Regions from separate parts of the Mus musculus genome. Here all the other regions are linked to region 1. The links are chromatin loops, found by intact Hi-C in ENCODE. Cell type or tissue: heart. All regions are shown on one strand. Each heading gives the region's core, and the rest is flanking DNA. Links, peaks and the distances in the headings are about the cores only.

Region 1 (4,034 bases), core at 834-3,333:
GCACATACATTAAGCTGCTCACCAACTACCTGTAACTCCAGCTCCAGAGGACCTAACACCCTTCCCTGGCCTCCAGAGCCCCCTCATTCCTGTGGTATGCACATATAAAAACATAAACAAAAATCAAAAGCTTTTTCAAATAAAAAAAATTACTGAGACAATCAAAAGCACCCATCATTCCTGCTTTGCCGGAATGTAAAACTTTTTCTTAAAAAAAAATTTTTTTTTTTTAAATTATAGTGAGTTCACTGTCACTCCCCTCAGACACACCAGAAGAGGACATCAGATCCCATCACAGATGGTTGTGAGCCACCATGTGGTTGCTGGGATTTGAACTCAGGACCTCTGGAAGAGCAGTCAGTGCTCTTAACCACTGAGTCATCTCTCTAGCCCATAAAACCTCTTTTAACAAGTTAAAATCCCATATCATAAGAGAAAAAAATAAGGTGCGGGGTGGATGCCTCTTGGGTGTGGTGTGGAGTGCAGCTCCAGCGGGAAAGAGTGCTCACGTGACTGTCAGTGCCTCCCCTCCCCTCACCTCCATCCTGGCTTTTGCCTTGTCACGTGTCCAAGAAAAGACAATAGCAGGTGCCAGTGACAACCCTTGCCCTTTTAATCAGGGTGGGTTCTGTGATCGCTGGGATCCATTGAGCACAGCGGCAGTACACTAATGTCAAGCCCTGTAGGGCAGCATGGCTCTGAGCCGCACAGGATAGATGCTCCCTAGAAGGGAGTGACCTGCTGCCAGGAGGAGGAAGCAGCTTAAGCCTGTGGTGCCATTCCCGTGCCTCCTTGGAAGACTGTTTTTAAATATATCCTTAATTTCCAGCTTCCAGAAGACAGCAGTATCCCCACGATCGGGGGGTGGGGCGGTTGGGGAAGAGGTGGACTTCTCAGCTACAAATGGGAAACAGCAGAAACAAACCCTTCACAAAAGCAAGGCGGTGCCCGTGATCATATGAAAGTGCCCGGCCTCCTCAGCAGCCGATGCAACTGAGAGATGCACGAGGGGTCACCCACTCCTCACTGGTGGGAATGACGGCAGGAGACAGCAGTTGGGAGTCAGATCGGGTGAATGCACACTTGTGTGGCAGTGTTCCTCACGAGGCCTCAAGCCGGACACTACCCACACTGCTGTCAGTAGTGGGAGACGCCAGCGAACAATGTTATCATAGGGTGGGAAATTCACACATCTATGAAAATACATGCCCCACACCTAAACACAACTTGACAACACAACAGACCCATCTTACATGCTTGACTCAGTGAGTAAAAGCCCACACTGCAAGAGCAGTCTGGAGAAGGGACCTTGAACGCTCCTTTTGGAGAGAGTGGGACCCAAGATCTGCCTCCTCATCAGAGCTAGGGATATGGTGACGAGAACCTCGGACACCTGTGATCAAGGAGGCTGCTTCCCATACACTTGCATGCGTGGACCTGTCTCTCCAGGCCCCTCCCACACAGCTGCCTGATGCCTGCTCCTCCTGGGGCCTTCTATAAATACTATGCCACCAGGGTTGGCTCCTAAACCTCTGCCCATAACTACTCCAGCTTCCCTTATACATGGCCCTGGTGACTGAGGTTAACCATGACACAGACAGATGGACTAACGACAGACAGGCAGACAGAAGACAGAGACACAGACACTGCAGACCAGACAGCTGGTTCTGAGAGTGCTAATATCACCCGAGTCCCATCCCAGCCTTGTGCAGGGAGTAAGGAGCAAGGCAGGAGCCGTGGGACGGAGCAGATTACCAGGAAGACTCATCTCGGGGGCCTAGCATCTAAAGCCCAGGAAGACAGCAGGAACAGGCAGCCCCTCTTTCCAGAAAGACAAGCCGGTTCTCATGGTATTTCTGGTCCCAAGCCCCTGAGCATGAATGTGGACCCTACAGTCGGCACTGTCCATCTTTCAGTAGCTTCCCCTCTCGCTGGGGAGGTGAGGGGCATTCTGCTGGCCTGGTCCCACCAGACCACTCTCGCTCAGTGTGAGTTCCTCCTCACTCAGTGACAACACCTTCTTCTCTCTCAGGAAGTAGGTCAGCACACCTCTCCAGGAAAACGTGTTCAAGGGACTCTGTTCTAACTGACCTCAAGTCTCTTGATTTTGCAGCGGACAGCACAGAAGGAGCAAGTCAGGGGACCGGAGGAGGCAGCAGATTGAAAGCTGACACCAGCCTTTTCAGGCCTGACCATGAGGACGCATAGGCTGACATCTGCTGGCTGTCAACGTGTTCCACAAACAAAGCACAGCACACCCTAAGGGCACTGTTTCGGCATCAGTGGTAGAACGCTGCTCCAGGAAGTAGCACTGGACCCTTTCCGCTCTCCAAGGAAGTGGTAGAGCTAGCCTCAGTCCCTGTAAGAAGCCAGGCAGGAACTACAGGCTCTAGCACAAGTATACGGCACCCACACCTGCCTCTGGCAGAAAGAGAAGCTATACTGAGATGCTCAGATGTCCTAAGAAGCGCTGAGTATGGACGAGCTGCTCCGCTTTATGTGGGAAGCTGATGTCCCTGTGGGAACCCTCCCTTGATAGACATCTCCTCTGTTTAGGGAGGATCAGGTATGGATTCACTGGAGAACCTCACACGTGTGGCCTCGCCCATGTTACCTGTCTCTGTCTCACAGCCTATGCAGAGGCTGAGTCCGAAGCTTGGGCCTGTGCAGTCCCTGTGAGCCATGCTCATTTCTCTGTCATGTGCACCTCTGCCTCAAGGAGAGCAACACTGGTGTGCATGGCTCCAGCTGACGTGCCTTTCATTACAAAAGTCTGTCCCTCCCCTAGGGGTTCTGAAGGATATAAAAATTGTTTTGTTTTCTTCTCCTATAATATACGTTATCTCAACTGATCTTGCAGGAGCCCTCAAGTGGGCCATAAAAGACCTGGGTGCCAGCTGCTGCTCTGGAACTCTCCTCCACTCAGGGACTCTCCTCCTCTTTCCATGGCTGGACCCAAGCAGGAGGAGAAAGAAATCAGGGGTGCACACATGTGTCTGCACACCGAGACCTAGGAGTCCCCGGAAAGAGACAAGTCCGGTCTTGCATTTGAGACTGGATGGTCCACCTACTCAACACTCCCCCCTCTCATTTAGTGAAGGGGCTTCACCACTGAGAAACGGGGTGCCTTTAAGTCGGAATCTGGAATCTCTGCTGCAGCTGCTGCTGAAGTCTTGACAGTAACACATCAGACAGCCCTGCGCTAAAAATAGGATTCGTGTGTTTCACCAGCCAGCAGAGAAGCCGGACGTTGGAGCAGCTGACAAGCTGACAAGCGTGCCCGCCCTGCCAGGCCTGGCGACGGGGTCAGATTCCCACCTTCTTCTTTCTCCACAGCCAGATTTGATTTGCTGTGTGCTTGTTAGTGCAGACCTGCTGTGGGGGGGGGGGGGGCGATTAAGAACCTGTCAGCGCAGGTCCACTCTGCTCAGCCTCAAACCAGATCAGGTTCTATACAGGAATTCCTAAGGAGACACTGCTGATGACAGACACTGGAGCACTGGCTTCCTCTTCTACCCAGAGTGAGTATTTTTAGCTCCATCACCAAACTCCCCAGGCGAGGATGCATCTCAAGTTTCCACAGAGGTGAGGATTTCAGGATACCACATTCCCATATTCGGAAGCATGGAGGGCTACAACAAACAAACTCAAAACAAGCTATGCTCAGGAATTCCAACCATCCTGCTGAGAAAGCCAACCTTGGCCCCAGCTCTAATGAGGGTCAGTGAACTTGGCTTCATCAGACAAAAAAGGAGTGGGGGCAGGGGTGGGGTGTGAAAGGCAGGACCAGGGTGGGAAAGAGGACATTGCTGCTTTGTGTTTGGCCAATAAAACACAAGGACACGTGAAAGGAAAGGCCCCAGTCCCTGTGAACACGAGGCACTGAAGCCAGGCACAAGTGCTTTTACTTGGCAATCGCTTAACAAGATATCATCTGTGTGATTGAATTAAAAAAAAAACAAAAAAAACAAAAAAAAAAAACCAAAAGCAAGCACATCCCCTCCCTATCCTGACAATCCTGAGTGATTTCACCT
Region 2 (4,034 bases), core at 877-3,376, 590 kb before region 1:
TATTTAGATATTTCTTAGAATCAATACGATAGAAGGTAGGCATGTGACAGTATCTGTCCTCTGTGTTTCTTTGTCTTTCTCCAGGACTAAGCCACAGCATCGTTCCTGTCACAGTAACGCTGACGTTGATAATAGCCCTGGGCATTTTCATGCTTTGCTTCTGGATATATAAGCAGAAAAGTGACATCTTCCAGAGACTCACGGGGTCTCGGGGTTCTTACTACCCCACACTCAACTTCAGCACAGCACATTTAGAAGAGAACATTCTCATTTCTGATCTTGAGAAGAACACCAATGATGAAGAAGTTAGAGATGCTCCAGCTACAGAGAGCAAAAGAGGCCACAAAGGGCGTCCTATCTGCATTTCCCCTTAACGAGATGCCGTTATAGTGTGAATTGCGCCTCTGTTTTAATTAATCTTCAAGCACTGGTTTTGAATCTTAACCAAATCAGATGGGATTTAACGTATTCATTTCCTTTAACTGTGGCCCATTCTGAAAAGGCCCATTATTTTAAAAGACAAGAACTATTAAATAGAATTCTCAGGCCAGTCTGGTAAGCATTCAGTGTGTAGGTACACTCGATACATTAAGAGAAAGGGGGCGTGTCCTCTCACTCCATATGACAGGATGGTACTTCTGCCAGTCAGTGCTTGTTTGATTCTAAATCAACCATTTTTAAATGGTGTGGTTTGGGAAAATCCTAAATTTTAGACTTCAGGTTCTGAGCTCTCAACTAATACTTTGAATGACAAAGTTATATTAGATCTGATTCTCAAGTTAAGTGGGAGAAATACCACCTTCTCCTACATATGAAGAACTCAGTAGGCAGGCACTCTCAAGAACAACCATACAGTTTAAACTGTGCCATAAACCCTCACCTGTTAATTGATTACCTTGATTTAAAGATATCTTTTAGGTAAGTTTAAAGAAATGCATTGAGAGTTTAATATTGTCAAAGTTCATGGGCCTTACTTATTAAAAACTAAAATCTAAAATTATAAAATACTATATAACAATCTTTTGTTATTGTTCTGTTCTGTTTTGTTTTCAAGACACAGCTTCTTTGTATAAACAGTCCTGGCGGTCCTAGAATTCACTTTGTATGCCAGACTAGCCTCAAACCCTCTGCCTCCCAAGTGCTGGGATTAAAGGTGTGTGCCACCACTACCTGGCAATATGTAATCTAACCAGGGCTTACAGAATAGATGTAACTCAAACTTAAAGAGAAAAAAAAGTGAAGATCTGAATTGTGCTCCCATTAGAACCAAACTAAACAAGATGTTGAAAAAATACTGAATAAAACAACCCTGGAGAAGGTGTTTTAAAATAAACTGTCCATTCTGACCATCTCCTTTTAGTCTTGGATTAGTTGATGCCATTGGTTGGTTAATGAGGATTAAGAGTATGATATTTGGGGCCAGGAGACAGTTCAGTTGGTAAAGTATCTGCTGTGCCATCTTGAGGACCTGAGTTCAAATCCCCAGTACCCACATAAAGACTAAGTGCAGTGGTGCACATCTGCAACCCCAGCTCTGGGGTGGGTATGGGACAAAACCAGGCGAATCCCAGAAGCTCTTTCACCAGCCAGTCTCGCCAAGCTGATGAATTTCAGGTTCAGTGACAGACTTTATCTCAAAAACTATCATGGGAAAAGACACCTAATGTCAGACTTTAGCCTCAGTATGCCCACACATATATGTGCATGCACACACACACACATTAAAATTTTAAAGTATATTTCCTGTGTATTAAAAGGTCACAGGTTTGATATTCTGTCATTAATTTATGATAAATAAAAGTGTCTCCATAATCAAGAGTAAGAGGTTACTTGCCGTCTGAGTGTTTACTGGGTGTCTTTATTAAGATAGATCTTCTGTTCTAGCACAGTCCTGGGGTGAACCAGTCAGGGTGGCTTCTATGCTCATGACACGTTATTCCCAGGGAAGCAATCTATACACAGACGACAGGAGGTAGCTATGAAAATTAAGTATGGTCCCTGGGATAAACATGGGCACTCTCAGGCTTGCCTCCTTGTGTATTTCTGCCAGTACAATCCATGGCCCTGGTGCTACCTGCCACTCGTCACTAGGGGGCGCTCTGAGAAAAAGTATGAATGTGTTCTGCACAGCAAACTGGGATCCTTATCAGTACAACCTGAAGACTAGAGTCCCTGTAGACTATTACAACGACTACAGCTCCCGGTCACAGCTCTTTGCTACTGCTGTTATGTGGCTGACACACTGGGACACTTGACTCTCATTTTGTTTTCCAAGTCATAGGACTTAACTTTTAAAAGAACATTATATTAGGTAGCAGTTATATATTTATGACTCAAAAGAACTAACCGGATGGTATAAAGACTCAATTTAAAAAACTCTCAAGTGAAATTAAATTTCCTTTTATTTTGGTGGATTTGATGAAGCTGTGGTCAATTAGCCTCCCAGTAAAAGTATAAAATCACACATAACAAGTGGACAAAAGTATGCCCTTGCAGCCGTGGCCTTGCTGAAAGAGATGAGATTGCTGTCAAGGCTCTGTTTTGAAATCCTGTGTTGAGCCTTCCCTGAAGCCTGTCCCCATGAACCAATTTGCACTTGTTCCCACTGCTGAAATTTCAGAAACATAGAGTACTAAGGGACTCGCTTTTTTCACATATGAACCCTTTAAAATCCTTTTCATAGATCTCTTCTTCTTTCATTAATTTAAAAATATTTTTCATACAGTATATCTTGACCATATTCCTTCTCCTCTCAGACCTTCCCCATCTCCTTCCCCACCTGACTTCATATTCTCTCTATTTCTCAACAACAGTACAATTAAAATAAACTAACAAAATAATAAGACCAAAAAAAAAAAAAACTAAACAAAACAAAAATCACACACATAAAGCAACCCTTGGCATTCATTTTGTGTTGGCCAACTGGTTGATATACCCAGTATCACTCCAACGGAGAAAATTGATTGCCCTTCTCCCAGCAGGTATCAATTGTAAATAGCTTCTTGGTTAGGAGTGGAATGCACATTTATTTTTAATCAGAATTTGATTTCTTATTTATTTACTGTGCATTCGTGTTTTGCCTGTATGTATGTCTCTATATAAAGGTGCCAGATCCCCTGGAACTGGAGTTTGAGGCAGTTGTGGGCTCTCATGTGGGTGCTGGGACTTGAACCCACGTCCTCTAGAGAAGCCCCAGAACTTAATTTCATAACTACAGCATAAAAAAAACATAGGATTAAAAATTCACTCATGATTAATATTCATCCCTTTAAAATATATTATTTTCCTGAAGGGTCTTTGACCATGGGTTGATCAAAAATTTACTAGACCTTGGGACCATTAAAAATTAAAATATCTATATATGTAAGTTTTTCCCCTGTGACTGACCTGAGTATCTTTAGATACTCCCAAGAATTGGAAAGTCTTGGATTTTTTTCAGTTAATAACATCTTGAGTTCTTCCTATTCTAAGAGCCATTCAGGTTTGATTGTCATCGAAAGCTCCACACCTGAATGGTCTCTTTAGATGACTGTTTAGTCTTGAAGTCTCTTTACCTCTTTAAAATGGCCAAATTAATATATAGTTAACGTCTGGATATCCAGAACAAACACAACCAAAGGAATGACGTATATAATTACCTTTACATTGTGGCTAAATCCATTTGAAGTAATTTTTTTATAGTGATTCACAGTTGATACTGGAGTGGATCAGAAGAGGCAAGAGACTCTGGATTCCTCATCATGTCTACCATTCAAATATTAATTGACATAAACAATTTCAGTTTAACACCTGTATCATGCCATGTGTTGTATGACCAACAAAATCAACATGTGCGTTCATAATTTGAGGCATAAAAATAACTGCACACCTGACAAAGACAGAGGCGGATGCTCGCAGCCAACCATCGGACTGAGCTCGGGGTTTCCCGGTGGAGAAGTTGCAGAAGGGACTGAAGGGGGTTTGCAGCCCCATGAGGGGAGCAACACTGTCAACAGGCCAGACCCCACCCCCAGTCCTCCTGGGGAATAGACCAC
Region 3 (4,034 bases), core at 877-3,376, 130 kb before region 1:
GTAATTTTTCCTCTGTGTGCCTGCTTTGGCTGTATTGAGCTAGAATGGACAGTGTGTGTACTTGATACCCAAGGGCATTAGAAGCAGGGTGGGGGGTGTCGGATCCCCTCGAACTGGAGTTATGGTTGGTTAAAAGCCATCATATAGGTTCTAGGAAATGACCTGTTGCTTTCTGAAAGAGCAATAAATGCTCTTAACCACTGGGTTATCTTTCCAGCCTCTTATTTTAGAAAGTAACAAAACAAGCTAGGCCATGGTGGCACACACCTTTAATCCCAGTACTCAGGAGATAGAGGCAGGTGGTTTTCCATACTGAGGCCAGCCTGGTTGACAGAGCTACAGGACAGCCAGGGAACACTGAGAAACCCTGTCTTGAAAAACAAAACAAATTAGCAAAATATGTTTTAATAATTCTAAATCATTATATATTATCTCAATTATAACAGTAAAATCTGCTTTTTTATTATCAAGTAGTTCCTTTTTAAAGATTTAATTATTTTCTTATTATACGTGAATGGATATTTTTTTCTGCATGTATGTCTGTTTTCTGCATGTGTGCCTGGTACCCAGGAAGACTAGAAGAGTTTATGGGAAGGAACCCCTGTACTTAAATTATGGACAACTGTGAGCCACCAGATGTCTATTTGCTGGAAATTAAAGTAGGTCCTCTGGAAGAGCAGCCTGTGGTCTTAGCCACTGTGCCCCTGAATTTAGCCCCTGAAGTACTATTTCAGATTTTTAATATCTGGTTTCTAATTTTTACCTATAGAAGTAAATTTTGTGAATTTATTATTTATAAATTTTCCCAAGAAAATTGTATTCTATTTGTTTTCCTCCCGTGCTGGATATTGAACCCAGCACCTTGTGTATGCTGGGAATATTCAGTTAGAAAACCTAGTACCCAGTTCCCAGTTGGCCCCCAGGTACCTTAAATTTTTGCTTTGAAAAATAAGTTGAATATAATGGCTCATGTCTCTAATGTCAGCTGAGGCTGAAGCAAGAAAATTATAGTGAGTTGGAGAAACCTTGGGTAATAATGTGTCCAGAGTGACCTGCACTCTAGAATAAGATTCTAGCTCAAAAAGCAAGAAATAAACAGACCATTTTTTTTTCTTCCTCAAAAATTCATTTTGTAATCTAGTGTTATTCGTCTCAGGTGTGTTTCAAGAACAGGGCTCTAGTTAATGTTTCTAGAAGACCATTAAGAGAGAATTTCTGCTTTGGAAATGTATCAAACAATGGAAACTTAACTCTTTAAAGCATTAACACATGTAAACTATACATAGAATCAAGTGTTTGGGACACATGCTGTAATCCCAGAATTTGAGAGTTGGAGGCAGGACAGTCAGGAGTTCAAGGCCAGCCTAGCCGAGCTACATGAATGATAATCTGTCTCAACAAAGGAAAAAAAAGAAACCAAACAACTGGTCGACCATGGAATATCAGCTGGGTGGAGCACCGGGGATGGAATGAGGGATGTGTCTGTCTGAGAGGAATGTGGAAAACTGCCTGAAGAATGGACAGGGTTTCATGCTCCTGAAACAGTTCTGTAGACAAAGGATTTTAGCAAAATGTGGGAGGAGGAAGGTGCCACGTGACTCAGGTCTAAGCAGCTGCCCGACCAGCTAGAAAACTGCCTAGTGACTAGCCATGAAATGATTTGCATCTAACTGAGGTTGACGGGGCTCCCTGAAGCTACTCAAAGAAAACTAATGCAATACAAAGTCTGCATTCATATGTGGTATTTACTAGGAGTTGGACAGGAAGGCTTAACAGCAATGTCCTAAATTTGAGCAATATTTCATGAAAGAATCCATAATGGACTAGCTGGTGTTGTGTTTTTGCTTTGAGCTTTTGGAGGGGAGGGGGGGACAGTTTTAGGGCCTCAGACTAGGTTATTGTGAATATGAGAACAGCAGTCAGGAGAGGGGACAGTCAAGAGGCATGTGTGTTCTGAGTGGTTAAAACAGATGAGAGTGTGGACACGGGATGTCTAAGCAAGGTCTGATAGCCCCTTGCGGTTGCTGACATTCCTTTCCCTGTGCCTGGACCTGTCACGGTGTAAGTTTCTCTGGACAGCTGTGTTCTGATACTGACAAACAGACTCAGTCTCTGTCTCCCGGCCTTCTCATTTTGTTTTTAACTTGTGTTTCACCAGGAACAATATAAGCAGACATTCCCATCACAAGGAAAGAAACAGGAGATGGGGAAGAGCCTGAAGAAGGTTATTGCAGCTTTGTCAAATACTAAAGCAACCTCTAGCTCACCAGCACATCCAAAACTACCACTAGATAACAACCACCCTAATCCATTTTTGACAAATGCACTTTTAGGGAATCACCAACCAAATGGAGTCATTCAAAGCGTCATTCAAGAAGCTCCGTTAGCACTAACTACCAAAACGAAAATGCAGAGTAAGATTAACGAAAATGTCTCAAGTAGCACCCCGTTCTCCTCACCTGTCAATCTGAGCACGAGTGGGAGGAGAGCCCCTGGCAGTCAGACTCCAGCGCTGCCCTCTGCCTCGCCCATCCTGCACAGCAGTGGGAAGGAAAAGCGGGTCAGCAATGACGCAACCCCGCTCAAAGCGCACCATCACCCCCATCCGGCGGCAGCGGCCGCGGCCTTGGTGGAACAGTTTAGAGGGACAGATTCAGACGTTCCCAGTAGTAAAGACTCTGAGGACTCAAATGAGGATGAGGAGGAAGATGATGAGGAAGAAGATGAAGAGGATGATGAAGATGATGAGTCTGATGACAGTCAATCAGGTTATTTTCTGCTTTAACTTTTAAAGTTTGTTTTTAAGTGTATGTACCAGAAAGTTTTCTAAAACATCGTGATTTTCACACTTAGACTCACCGCCACTCACTGATTTCTTACAGCCAATAAAACGTAAAATTGTTTCTGAAACTGTAAGTTAAATCTTAGATTGTGGTTCCCCTGGCATTAGTGACTAATTGTAAAGTGCTGGTGCATGAATCAAACAGTTTGATCAGGTTGCTGAGTTTCCATTTCATCATGACCACTTACACAGTGCAATTGTTATGTTTTCAAAACTAATTTTAAGCCAGGTGGTGGTGACTCATTCTCTCAATCCCAGCACTGTGGAAACACACAGGCAGATTGAAACCAATAATAATAATAATAACAACAACAGCTAATAATTTTGACCCATGTTAGCTGCATACACCTTTAATCCCAGCACTTGGGAGGCAGAGGCAGAGGCAGGTGGATCTCTGTGATTTGGAGACCAGCCTGCTCTACAGAGTGAGTTCCAGGACAGCCAGGGCTGGGCAGAGAAGCCCTGTCTGAGGTGGGGGGGGGGTGAGTGGGTGGATTATGCATTAATTTAGAATTTCACTCAATGTGTTTTGAGCATACCTTGCCCCTTTCTTGCTCCTCACCATGCCCCATCTCCTCCCGCAATGTCTTCTCCATTACCCTACCAAGGCCAGCTAGTGCTGCCCAGGTATTCTTGGGTGTGCTTTATTTTCTTCTGCTACCTATTAAAACATTACTACCTATCTTTAAAATGGAAAATTTTGCACCATGGTCATTTAAAAAACCAAAATCTTAAGTCCCTTTTGATTGCAGGATTTATTAAATGACATAGGGTCATCATCTTATGCCTTGACTTCATCTACTCTCTCTAGTGGTTTGGTTTGTTTTTTTATAAATAGAGATTGCTTTTAAATTCATAAAATGAAAGATAATTTAAAATATAAATACAGAAATGATACAAATATGTATGTATTAATGTTTGTATATGGATTTGTTGCTGTTCTGACAGGAATTTTTTAGTAACTAATGGGAATAGGAAAACAGTCCTTCTACAATTTAACATTCTAATATTGTACAATCCCGAAAGGCACTGTCTATCTGTATCAGGGCTTTTTAAAAGTAGCTTTCATCGAGCCCCAGTGCGGGCAATATACCAGACCAAACAGTGCCACCGAGATGCTGGCTGGGCACCTTTGTAGTACAGCCCTATGTTTACCCAGTGTTTAATCCACTCTTGTATGTCATATGTCTAG

What was found. A loop is a pair of places that touch in the nucleus more often than their neighbours do. Peaks named below come from ENCODE experiments on the same cell type or tissue, not always from the same donor. Only the 100,000 strongest peaks of a DNase experiment are listed, where the experiment ranks them.
Region 2: it touches region 1 in a loop (10-fold over the local background); 3 of 42 quality-filtered maps call a loop at or near these places.
Region 3: a loop joins it to region 1, with 2.9 times the contacts of the local background. A loop is called at or near these places in 2 of 42 quality-filtered maps.

Annotation. Positions count from the first base shown.
Region 1 is chr2:59,828,563-59,832,596 of GRCm38, reverse strand. The region is part of intron 19 of Tanc1 (tetratricopeptide repeat, ankyrin repeat and coiled-coil containing 1); the gene reads right to left. Among named protein-coding and RNA genes, the nearest start is that of Wdsub1, 52 kb to the left of the region's middle. RefSeq lists an enhancer at 3,236-3,824. In heart, for the core only: a CTCF peak has its summit at 2,226 (motif pointing left); DNase peaks (open chromatin) are centred at 1,456, 2,196 and 3,236; H3K4me3 peaks cover 680 bases; H3K27ac peaks cover 2,500 bases.
Region 2 is chr2:60,416,353-60,420,386 of GRCm38, reverse strand. It overlaps Pla2r1 (phospholipase A2 receptor 1), which reads left to right. Exons shown (of 30, transcript NM_008867.2): 30 at 85-2,844. The coding sequence ends at 374. Among named protein-coding and RNA genes, the nearest start is that of Gm13580, 6.8 kb to the right of the region's middle. In heart, for the core only: a CTCF peak has its summit at 2,079 (motif pointing right); a DNase peak (open chromatin) is centred at 2,086.
Region 3 is chr2:59,960,755-59,964,788 of GRCm38, reverse strand. It overlaps Baz2b (bromodomain adjacent to zinc finger domain, 2B), which reads left to right. Exons shown (of 36, transcript NM_001001182.3): 9 at 2,159-2,768. Among named protein-coding and RNA genes, the nearest start is that of Gm13572, 74 kb to the left of the region's middle. In heart, for the core only: no CTCF peak of the experiment used is centred there; no DNase peak of the experiment used is centred there; H3K27ac peaks cover 1,439 bases.